Linked DNA regions of Homo sapiens: regions 1 and 2 are each linked to region 3. A link is a contact called in ENCODE Hi-C or POLR2A ChIA-PET data. All regions are on one chromosome and are shown on one strand. The core of a region is the stretch at or near the end of the contact, and the rest is flanking DNA. Distances in the headings are between cores, read along the strand shown.

Region 1 (3,578 bases), core at 673-3,172, 630 kb before region 3:
CTCCGTCTCAAAGAAAATAATAATAATTTCAAGAGGGCAAGGGTGAGCCCTTCTGAGCACTTTGTACTTAGGTCCCTAACTACAAAATAAGTGGTTCATGGAGGCCATTTAGTGCGCATCCTGAACATTGTATGACATGGGGCAAGAAACAGTGACAGACACACACATTGCATGAATCACATCTGCTCACAAGATTGCTCCATTGTCTCATCAGACATCACTTACAAAACATAAGTTCAAATATAAACTCCTAAGCATTTCAAGACGGCAACAGCAGAGCATTAAACCAAATGTACAGCCCTTCTAAGCACCGGTTGCCTGCTCATGAAGCTGGCCCTATTCTCTGCTCTCATGTTCCACTTCATAATTTTCTGACCTCAAACAACAAAAAACCTCTCTGCCCATTCCTTCTTGATGCTTCTACACATATAAGCCACATTGCCCAGTGGCAGTAAACTGAGGGTTAATGGAGTTGGTCTGGTTAACTTGGAAAACGAGGGAGTTGTTGGCTGGAGAAGGGTGTTTCAGCCTCTTCCACTCAAGCCAGGATGGGTACCCAGACTAGAGCAAGCATGTGTTAGCTACCTTTAAAAAACAACAACACACCTTCATAAAGAATGCCTAGATTCAAAACATTTGTTTCGTTTTCATTTATTTGTTCCTTTATTGTCCCAGTGAATATTTACTACTTACTTCAAATTGCAACGAGATGCTGACAATTTAGCTATGAACAAAGCAGATGTAGTTCCTGCCCTTATTCAACTTCAAGAAACAGGCAATGAACGACAAGTCAGTGTCACAAGGAATACCAAGGGGAAAATGCAGGGCACTAAGAAAGTGTAAAGCAGACACTCAGGGGCTTTAGGGGTAGATAAGTCTTTCTGGAAGAATTCATCTGTACAGTGAAACTTCAGTATACATAGGAGTAAGTTCGGCCAAGGGAAAGAGTGTTCTTGACAGAACAGCATTGGCAAAAGTGGCAAGAATTTTAAGAAAATTAAAGAAAATGTACAAGTGATGGAACCAGGAATCATGGGGCTCTTTAAGGACAAAATATCTTAAAGGAGTTTGAAATTCACCTTAAATGCAATAGGGAGCCATTGTAAAGTTTCCTATTTGATACTTGTTTTGTAAAAATATTAATCTATGAAGAATATAGGGAGTGGAGTCTGCGGTCAGAGTGGGTACTAGTGCAATTTAGGGAATGAGATTAGGCTGGAAGCTGGATTGGGGGGAAAAAGATGGGCATGAGAGAAACTTGGAAAGCAGAGTTGAGAAGATCGTGTGACCGACTGGACGGGCAAAGGTTAAGAGAGGATAAATAATCATTAAGGACGATTTCTCAGGCTTCTAGTCGGTAACTGGATGGATGTTGGTGCCATTTCTCGAGAAGAGTTAAAGAGCCAGAGATAGCCGGCAAAGAGAAACATGGAGCTAGAATTTTCAGGTATCTGCAGTTTCCCTAATACCTTTTTAATCCAGAATTTGCTCCTTGTTTTGGTTTTAATTCCTCTAAAAGCTGCTTCCGTGTTGCAAGCTGGCTGACCGCTTTAACAGGCAACCAAAGAGATTCTTCTCACAAGAGGGAGGCTTTGAGCACAACCCGGGACATTTGAAGCTGTCAGACTGAAGAAACAGGAAGCTTTGAACTACCTATCACACTCGGCCTTAAAGGTTTCGGAGTAACTCCACCCGTAAAATCCCCACGACTCTGATTAGAAAGTCCCGGCGGGTCGCCGAGACCCGACCGCAGGCTCCGCCCCAGGGCCAGGTGGATGCCCGGATGTGGACTTGAGCGAATGTGCGTCACGTGACGTCGCCTGGCGGGGCGGGACTCTGCCTGCGACGGTGGTGTTGGGTGCATCCTGCGCCACGTGACCGCCTCCCAGCCAACCAATGGAGGAGCGAGGCGGAAAATTTCGAATGTGGCGGCGGTAGTTCCAGGCGACGGCGGACGGTGGTACGGTCCTGGAGGGCCCAGTGCGCGGGGCTAGCCGTGGCTGGAGAGCTTCGAAGAGCCTTGAAATGTGAGGAGGAGGAAGATAGCTGTTGCAGAAGTAGTGGCCAAGGTATCGTTCTGGACGCGCCTGCGGCAGGAGGGTCGCCGCGTCCACTTCCGCCAGCCCCACCTCCCCCCGGCCTTCCTGGAGTCCCTGAAAGAGGAAGAAGTAGGTTTTAAGGTGCGAAACAAGGGCGTAGTGATCCCTGTTTGACTTCCCTTCGGTTTTCAGTATCATTCTAAATTCGGTGGCCGAAAGCTCGGGCCGTGGAGTCCCACTCGCCGCGCTTTTCGCCGTTCAGCCACTCGATCTGCGCTTTCAGATGTTCCGGCTTCCATGGAGACCCTAATTTCCTACTTTGCAAAATTGTGTAGATTAAGTGATGTGCAAATAAAGCTTTTACAATAGCTAAAAGCCTGGCTCAACGTAAGGACACAAGAAAATTGACAGCAGTTCTTTGTGCAGCGTGATACCGTTGACGTCCTCCTTGTCCAGGCCATTCTCTTCCTCACTTACCCTGGAGAGGCCGGCACTGACTAGTATCCTACCTGGCTGTCTTCGCAGCAGGACTAATTGGAGAATTATGGACGGAGATCAAATATGCTAGGTTCTTTAAATCCAGAGCGCTTACACGAGTACTGTACAGATTGAGACCGTCATCTCGCGCTGTGGTCTGTCTTTGCTTTCATCCCTTCTGTCTACCACACCCCCTGCTAATAACCATCGCCTTATTTAGACAGGATATAAAACTTTTGATATGGCAAGTTTCTTTTGTGATTTTTAACTTGATTAAAAGTAATAACGAAAGCTTTTTAGGTAAGGCTTTGCCTTTAAAATACCTTAACTAAACTAGATCCGTTACTTAATCTGTATGACTCTCAAACATCTCCAATTCTAACTTAATTGTGTAAAACAACCCCTTTACCGTTCGTGCTTTTAAAAATAGCTACCCTATCTCTGCTAGGAACCTCCCAGTACATATTGTATATACCTTGGTAGAAAGAAAGTTCTTAAGTGGTATCTACAATACCTATATTTAAGATTCCAGACACTGCATAGAGGAAAATAAGGCCTGGAGGAAATACTCAAGATTAAGTGTAAGGTTTAGGAAAATATTTGACTATCGTAGAGGAGATGAAGATATCCTTTGTAGTGAAAATTCTGTGCATAGATTGTTATTGGAAACAAGTCTTTTTTTTTTGCAATTTTAAGATCTGCAAAGTGCAATCTAGCGTAAAAGATGTTTGTGAAAAGTGGTTTGACATGTTTAGTAGCATGCTAAAGCCTACCTGATTTGCAACGTTGAAAGATTAAGTATAGTTATGTATTTAATACTCAACGTTTAACTGTATGTACAACAATATTTAATGTCTGATTTGTTATGTTCATAATTTACTGGGAGTTAACAGCCCTAACTTTTAGCCACAGTTTGAGAATACTAGAGTGTTCCTCTGCCCAAGTTCCTGCTCTAGCTCTGTACTTGTTACAATAGCCTATTAAAATTGTATGTAGTGCTACATAGTTTAAACCTCTAAGGAGTACCTTGACTTTCTTGAGACTGTGTGCATATCATAAGTG
Region 2 (3,602 bases), core at 1,103-3,602, 570 kb before region 3:
ATTCCACTTGCTTTTTTAAAAATATATACATATAACTACTAGAAAATTTAAAAGCACATAATATGTGTGCTTTTATAACCTCATATTTGCAGGCTGCTTTATATTTCTATTGGACACATTGCTTTAGACCTTCCAATAATTTTTCTCAGCAGCCATCTTAATCATCCGGAGCTGCTAATCTTTAGTCCACCCATGAAAATCCTAAATGAATAACATTCTTTTTTTTTTTTTTTTTTTTTTGAGATGGAGTTTCGCTCTCATTGCCCAGGCTGGAGTGCAGTGCTGTGATCTTGGCTCACTGCAACCTCCGCCTCCCGGGTTCAAGCAATTTTCCTGCCTCAGCCTCCCAAGCAGCTGGGACTACGGGCATGTGCCACCACACCAAGCTAATTTTGTATTTTTAGTAGAGACAGGGTTTTACCACATTGGTCAGGCTGGTCTCAAACTCCTGATCTCAGGAGATCCACCCACCTTGGCCTCCCAAAGTGCTAGGATTACAGGTGTGAGCCACTGCCCAGCCCTAAATGAATAACATTCTAAGGACATGTTTTCTGGTTCCCTTTTCTTAAAAGCAAGAAAGTAGAACAGGACAAGGTATAGATGAGAGCTCTTTCTGTCAATTCAGAGTCTGGTTTATTCTCGCCAGACTGCGACACCAACTGCAATACCAATAAAACATGGACACAGTTCCTGGAAAGGAAGGGACCTAAGCCAAAGACAACTGGGAAGATAAATTAGCAACAAAAAAAAACAAAACAAAACAAAAAGACACTCCAACACATGCCAAACCCTACAGGAATAACTTCTGAAATTTATTCATAAATTTACATGACTTCCCTTATAGAATTTCATGACTTCCCTTAAAGAATTTCCTTAGTCCTTGTTTTCCCTTAGGGACAAGGTCATAAGAAATCTTTCTGAAGTGTAAGCTGCCTAAATCATCTTTCTAATCCACATTAACCATATCCTTTCCAGTAGTTCAGTGTCACTAATTGTGATTACATGTTTGCGTGTATGTGTAAATTAACAATGAACACTGAGATCTATTTTTCAAATATCCCTTCATTTGCTATCGACTACACTTGAGTTACATATTGAACTTGTACAGTATCCTGGTACCTCGCCCCAAAGTCCAACAAAGCCTTGGTACAACCCTACTTGTTGGTAGGTGAAACCACTTACTCTCCTCACACACATACACATACACTCACAGTGAGACAGAGGTCCCCAACCCCTAGACCATTACCAGTCCGTGGCCTGTTAGGGACCGGGCTGCACAGCACGAGGTGAGTGGCAGGCAAGTGAGCATTACCGCCTGAGCTCTGCCTCCTGTCAGATCAGTGGTGGCACTAGACTCTCATAGGAGTGCAAACCCCATTGTGAACTATGCGTGCAAGGGATCTAGGTTGCATGCTCCTTATGAGAATCTAACTAATGCCTGATGATCTGAGCTGGAACAGTTTCATCCCAAAATCATAGCCCTAATCTGACCCGTGGAAAAATTGTCTTCCGTGAAACCAGTCCCTGGTGCCAAAAAGGTTGGAGACCATTGGAGTGAGAGGACTATTCCCAGAAAGTCCTTAACTCCACTTTGAACCTTCTCTGGACATGGCACAGAGAGATCTTCCCAAGCTCTGCAGGCCTTAGTGAGAAGCCCCACATTCTGCTCTTCTTCTAAGACCTTGGGTTTACCCTTACCTTGACTTGCTCATTTGAGGTTACAGCACAGAAGACAATCTCTGTGAATCCTTGAGATGGGAACATACGGAAACAGATACCACCAATAACACGGCCATCTTTAATTAAAGCAAGGGTTTTGTGTTTCCTGAAAGAATAAGATTATGTCAAAGTTTTACCTATCCTAGTTATATAAATATACTTTTTGGGGTGTTCCTTATTAACCAACTAAGAAAGAGGGACATGTCCTAAGTTTCTATAGAAACTTCCTTCATGTAGCCCCTATCTCGCTAGACCATCCTTTTATCTGAACTTTTTAGAGCTAGGTCGCCTGCACAAGATGTCATCAGCACTCCCATCAGAACAAAATACCAGTCACCTAAGAAGTGCCTGAGGTTTACAAATAGAGAACAGAGTATGTGCAGAGGTGCTCTGGAACTGGCACAGCCAGTGCCAAGGAGGGGTCAGGGAGAGCAGGAAGTCATGGACAAACATGGTATGTGTCTCTGAAGAGTTAAGTCTTACTCCAAAATATTACAGAAACATTATGAAAAAGAATTTAAAATTTACATATACAATTTGCAAAATTCCGCATTATGGAATCCTTCCCTCTGTCTAAAGCATCACTCTGAATTGTCACAGGCATGGATCACAGTCCCCATAGGCTACTGGGCTATGTATGTTAAAATAAATTCAATTAGAGAAGTTTAGTTCTTTAGGGTTTCGTGGGTTTTTTTTTTTTTTTTTTTGAAATGGAGTTTCGCTCTGTTGCCCAGGCTGGAGTGCAATGGCACGGTCTCGGCTCACCACAACCTCCGCCTCCTGGGTTCAAGCAATTCTCCTGCCTCAGCCTCCCAAGTAGCCGTGATTACAGGCATGTGTCACCAGGCCTGGCTAATTTTGTATTTTTAGTAGAGACGGGGTTTCTCCATGTTGGTCAGGCTGGTCACAAACTCTCAACCTCAGGTGATCCTCCCACCTCAGCCTCCCAAAATGCTGGGATTACAGGCATGAGCCACCATGCCCGGCCTAGTTTTTTGTTTTTTTTTTTTAAGCAATGGATTTTCAAAGTTAACCTGTCTTATATCCCAATAATTGCCCACAGACCTGGGCAATAATGGCACCTAGTTAAGATACCAAAACCAATATTTTGATTATGAAGAAAGCAGAACATCTTAGTGTTACATTCTCTCACTGCTATAAAGAATGAAGCACAGGAGAGTCATCAGCAATGTAAAATATAAAGTTTCATCATCATTAACAAGAAAATTTGTAAATTGTTGAAAATTACTCTTAGCACTTTCAGACATGAAAATCAGCTTGGTGAAGCTCTGTATCCACAGCAAGACAGGTGCAGTAGTATTCGGTGGATGACTATGGCTGACTTTCACTATCTAAGCAGTTCCTCTTTCATTTAAAAAGGAAATAAGGAAGAAGGAACAGAAAGTACCACTTACGGGTCAAAGACGAGCCGTGTGATGTATTCTTTTGGCATTCGGGGCAGCTGGTGGGAGAAAACGTTCTGTAGGCCAACCAGCCACATCAGGATCTTCTTGTTTGGTTTCTGGTTGAGGGAATTGCCAACCACGTGAAATTCAATTACACCCCTGCGCTCTTCCAACCTTGCCGCCTCATCCCTGGCCGAGTGTGCTGACAGAAAATTGGTCTGAGATGCAAGAGACAGGAAAAAATTACACAGAGCTATTCTCTCAAGACAGTGGGGATGGGACACATCCAAGCTTCTCATCTTTGTTCTAATAAGATACACATTTGTGGATTTTCAGAGTCCTAAATACACATGTGTGCACACATACACACAGAGACACATACACATACAAGTTATGAAGACAAGACAGAAAAGGCAGGTAAAGCATTTTGAGAAATTGGAGTATTATATGTGTACACGGATGATATTCAGTGTAGAT
Region 3 (3,358 bases), core at 404-2,903:
TTGCATTTTAGGTCCCACCTGAATAGTCCAGGATAAGACCCTTAATCACAACTGCAAATATCCTTTTTCCATTTGCAACTTCCTGGGATTAGATGTGGTATGTTTGAGGATATTATCCTACCAACTATAGGTAACTAGCGTCTATCTGAGGAACCATATACTAGGGAACTTCACAATTTTTTTTTTAACATTGAATCTGTTTCCCTATTTGAAAAAGTCCAGGGTAAAAGATAGTCTCTGTGTTGACAGGATTCAGTAGTAAGAAATGAAGAATATATATATATATAAAACACATAGTATATATTTAAAGTAATATATATTATTTTAAAAATCATATTTATTGAGATATAATTTATATACAATAAAGTATAATCCTTTTAAGTGTTTTGATAAATTTTGGTAAATTTATTCCCATATAAACACCATTGCGATTAATATACAGAACATTTTATCATGCCACAAAAGTCCCTTGTGTTTGTCCCTAGTCAGTCCTCTCCTCTCTTTACCTTGGTTCCAGGCAATCACTGATCTGCTTTTTGTCTTTATAGATTAGATTTGTTTTTTTCTAGAGTTCTATATACATGTCATCACATAGTATGCTTCTTCCGCTCAGCATAATGCTTTTGAGATCCATCTATGTTGTTGCGTATATTAATAGATTATTTCTTTTATTGCTGAACAGTATTTTGTTCATCCATTCCTCTGTTGATGGGCATGTGGGATGTTTCCAGTTTGAGACTGTGATGAATAAAGCTATGATGAGCATTTGTATACAGTTTTTATGTGTGGATATATTTTTTGTTTGACATATGTTCCTTCTTTAGAATCCATCTCCCCATTTAATTTTCCATGACTTTAGAGAGCCATCCCTTAAAATGTACAGACATGAACAAACTTGGCAATAAATGTGGTGACAGTTTTTGTAGGACTTCCTGCCTTTCCTGTTTCTATAATAGAGACAGAGCAGCCACTTCAAAGACTCCTACTTTTCTTTCAGTTAGGATTTAATCCTTTCAACTAACCAAGCAGACAGTAATTCCATTGAGAAAACAAAAGAAATTGGAAGGGATATGAGAGCTTGGAAGTATAAGCAAGTAATTATTTGATTCAATCAGAGGAAGAACCAATCTTAATGGGGATATTGCTGGCTAAATTAAACTGCAGGGAATCAAACATGAATCTAACTTGAAATGTAACCGACTTTGTAAGCCACAGAAAGTTCACGCTCCATTAGTGTACTTTGTTCTCTCTTGCCATAGAACTCTTAGAAGAGCCCCTAGACAGATGGTGTTAATATGGAACCATTGATCAATCATATGATTGTTTCTTTTTCTCATGACACAGGTGATTTTACAATGATTTGGAATATCAACAGTCAATGAATTCACACATACGCTGTATCTCAGTGGTTGTGAGAATATCTGAGGTTAATTCTAACCTAGCTCCTAACTTTTGTTCTAACCCAGAGAAAGGTACTGAATACATTAAGGTTCCTTTGAGAAGAGAAAGGTAGAACTGAATATTTTAGCTGCTGTGGCAACAGGTGCCATTTACATCTGGTAGTTTTATTCTCAGAGAAAAGAAAACTGAGCAGAACTAAAACTGAGAAATGAAACTCGGTCACAGAAATGGGAACAAGATAGAAGGAGGGAAGTAAAATATGTGGTCCCAAGACCTCTGGCTCAACCTCTGTGCAGAGGATTTAATAGCAATAAAGCCAGAATTCCCAGTGTGGGGAATTTTCATTTCCACCATTAATTATATCTGCATACTGAGTTACAGCTAAGAAATTTTGAGGTATTCTAAAACAGTGTTCTCATTCAATTTCCCCTGACAGATAAAAGATAGAAACTTATATTAAATATAAACAACAGGTATCTTTCTATGTTCCCAATAGTAACATATTGGACTGTGAGAGTTAATACAACTGTCTAAATAGATCACTATTAAAAACACAGACTTTGAGAAACGGGCTATAATTCTTTGGTAATTGTGTAAATATATAACTAATTATTTTTCTTCTTTCAAGTGGCTATGTCAAAAAATTAGTGCTTTCTTCTATTGCCTTTCTCCTTTCATTTCCCACCACTTTCTGCATTTACTTTTTTCCTTTGTATTCAAGTATGGCTGAACGCTGGGTCCAAAACTGCTTTCAGGTTTTGGGGAAACTTTGATTCTATGTACATCATTTCAAGCTCTTTAAGAAGCCTAGAAGTTCTGGATATTGATAATGGTCCTTTAGTCCATTCTGCTGAGTCAGAACCTGGAGAGTCAGAGGAAACTAGAGATTAGATCTCCTTTACCTAGAATGGCAGGTCCATACAGATTTCAGATGGCCTTGCAGAATACAAAGTTAACCCTGAGTTCTACTGGAAGATATATTATCTTACAAAGTAGTAAATATGGCAAATATAGAGAACATAATTTAGAGATTGGTTTGGTGTCAACAACATTTCTGAATCTTGACACGGTTCCTATGATACAAAACATCTGATCCCAGCTTTTTATTCATTGATGCATTCATTCCCTCATTTATTCACTTGTTTAACTACACAAATATTTAGTAATTTCTGTGTTCTTTATGGATATAATAGTGAGAAAAATAGACAAAGTGCCTGCTCTCAAAGAGTTTACAGTGTGATGAAAAAAGAAACATTGATTGATAAAATACGTAGTTACATTTTTAATTTAAATCCTTTGAAAAAAGCTCACGGTGTTATAAGAGTATAAATCTTAAATGGTGACATTTGGCCTGGGACCTGAAGGCTGAATTGCCAGATGTATCTTATTAAAATTTCCAGTTTCATATTGAAATTGTAGTAGAATCTAGTCTGCACCCAGGTTGTGAAAAACAATAATTTTATGCAGAAGAGAATAAAGAAGGATTATAGTACCTGCCTTTTGATATCTAAACTTAAGAGGGCATCCCAGCAGTTCTTACATCTTTTAAGATTCGATGCCATCCCCATCAAGCTACCAATGACTTTCTTCACAGAATTGGAAAAAACGACTTTAAAGTTCATATGGAACTGAAAAAGAGCCCGCATCACCAAGTCAATCCTAAGCCAAAAGAACAAAGCTGGAGGCATCATGCTACCTGACTTCAAACTATACTACAAGGCTACAGTAATCAAAACAGCATGGTACTGGTACCAAAACAGAGATATAGACCAATGGAACAGAACAGAGCCCTCAGAAATAATGCCACATGTCTACAACCCTCTGATCTTCGACAAACCTGACAAAAACAAGAAATGGGGAAAGGATTCCCTATTTAACAAATGGTGCTGGGAAAACTGGCTAGCCAATATGGAGAAAGCTTAAACTGTATTCCTTCCTTACACCTTATACACACATT

Evidence for each region. Hi-C counts contacts between places; a loop is a spot of excess contacts on that map. ChIA-PET counts read pairs that join two places held with the same protein, here RNA polymerase II (POLR2A). Pooled maps may share reads with other maps.
Region 1: a pooled map shows a loop between it and region 3 (4-fold over the local background). The contact joins the promoter of SGO1 here to the enhancer-like site in region 3. A Hi-C loop is called at or near these places in 2 of 37 single-sample maps with no recorded cell type and 2 of 50 pooled maps. POLR2A ChIA-PET finds 5 or more read pairs at or near these places in 2 of 52 experiments (MCF 10A and OCI-LY7).
Region 2: a map with no recorded cell type shows a loop between it and region 3 (8-fold over the local background). The contact joins two enhancer-like sites. A Hi-C loop is called at or near these places in 3 of 37 single-sample maps with no recorded cell type and 4 of 50 pooled maps.

What each region holds. Positions count from the first base shown.
Region 1 is chr3:20,184,550-20,188,127 of GRCh38, reverse strand. It overlaps SGO1 (shugoshin 1), which reads left to right and starts at 1,922. Exons shown (of 8, transcript NM_001199251.3): 1 at 1,922-2,180. SGO1-AS1 (SGO1 antisense RNA 1) reads right to left here. Exons shown (of 4, transcript NR_132785.1): 4 at 2,013-2,153. RefSeq lists enhancers at 1,445-1,504, 1,525-2,204.
Region 2 is chr3:20,125,646-20,129,247 of GRCh38, reverse strand. KAT2B (lysine acetyltransferase 2B) reads right to left here. Exons shown (of 18, transcript NM_003884.5): 10 at 3,135-3,343; 11 at 1,699-1,825. Among named protein-coding and RNA genes, the nearest start is that of MIR3135A, 10 kb to the left of the region's middle. RefSeq lists an enhancer at 3,148-3,227. Within about 2 kb of position 2,352, at least 5 of the 41 ENCODE cell types and tissues checked have a DNase peak (open chromatin) inside an H3K27ac peak, as active enhancers do.
Region 3 is chr3:19,558,171-19,561,528 of GRCh38, reverse strand. No RefSeq gene overlaps it. Among named protein-coding and RNA genes, the nearest start is that of MIR4791, 240 kb to the right of the region's middle. Within about 2 kb of position 1,653, at least 3 of the 41 ENCODE cell types and tissues checked have a DNase peak (open chromatin) inside an H3K27ac peak, as active enhancers do; they include OCI-LY7, where a contact is called at or near this core.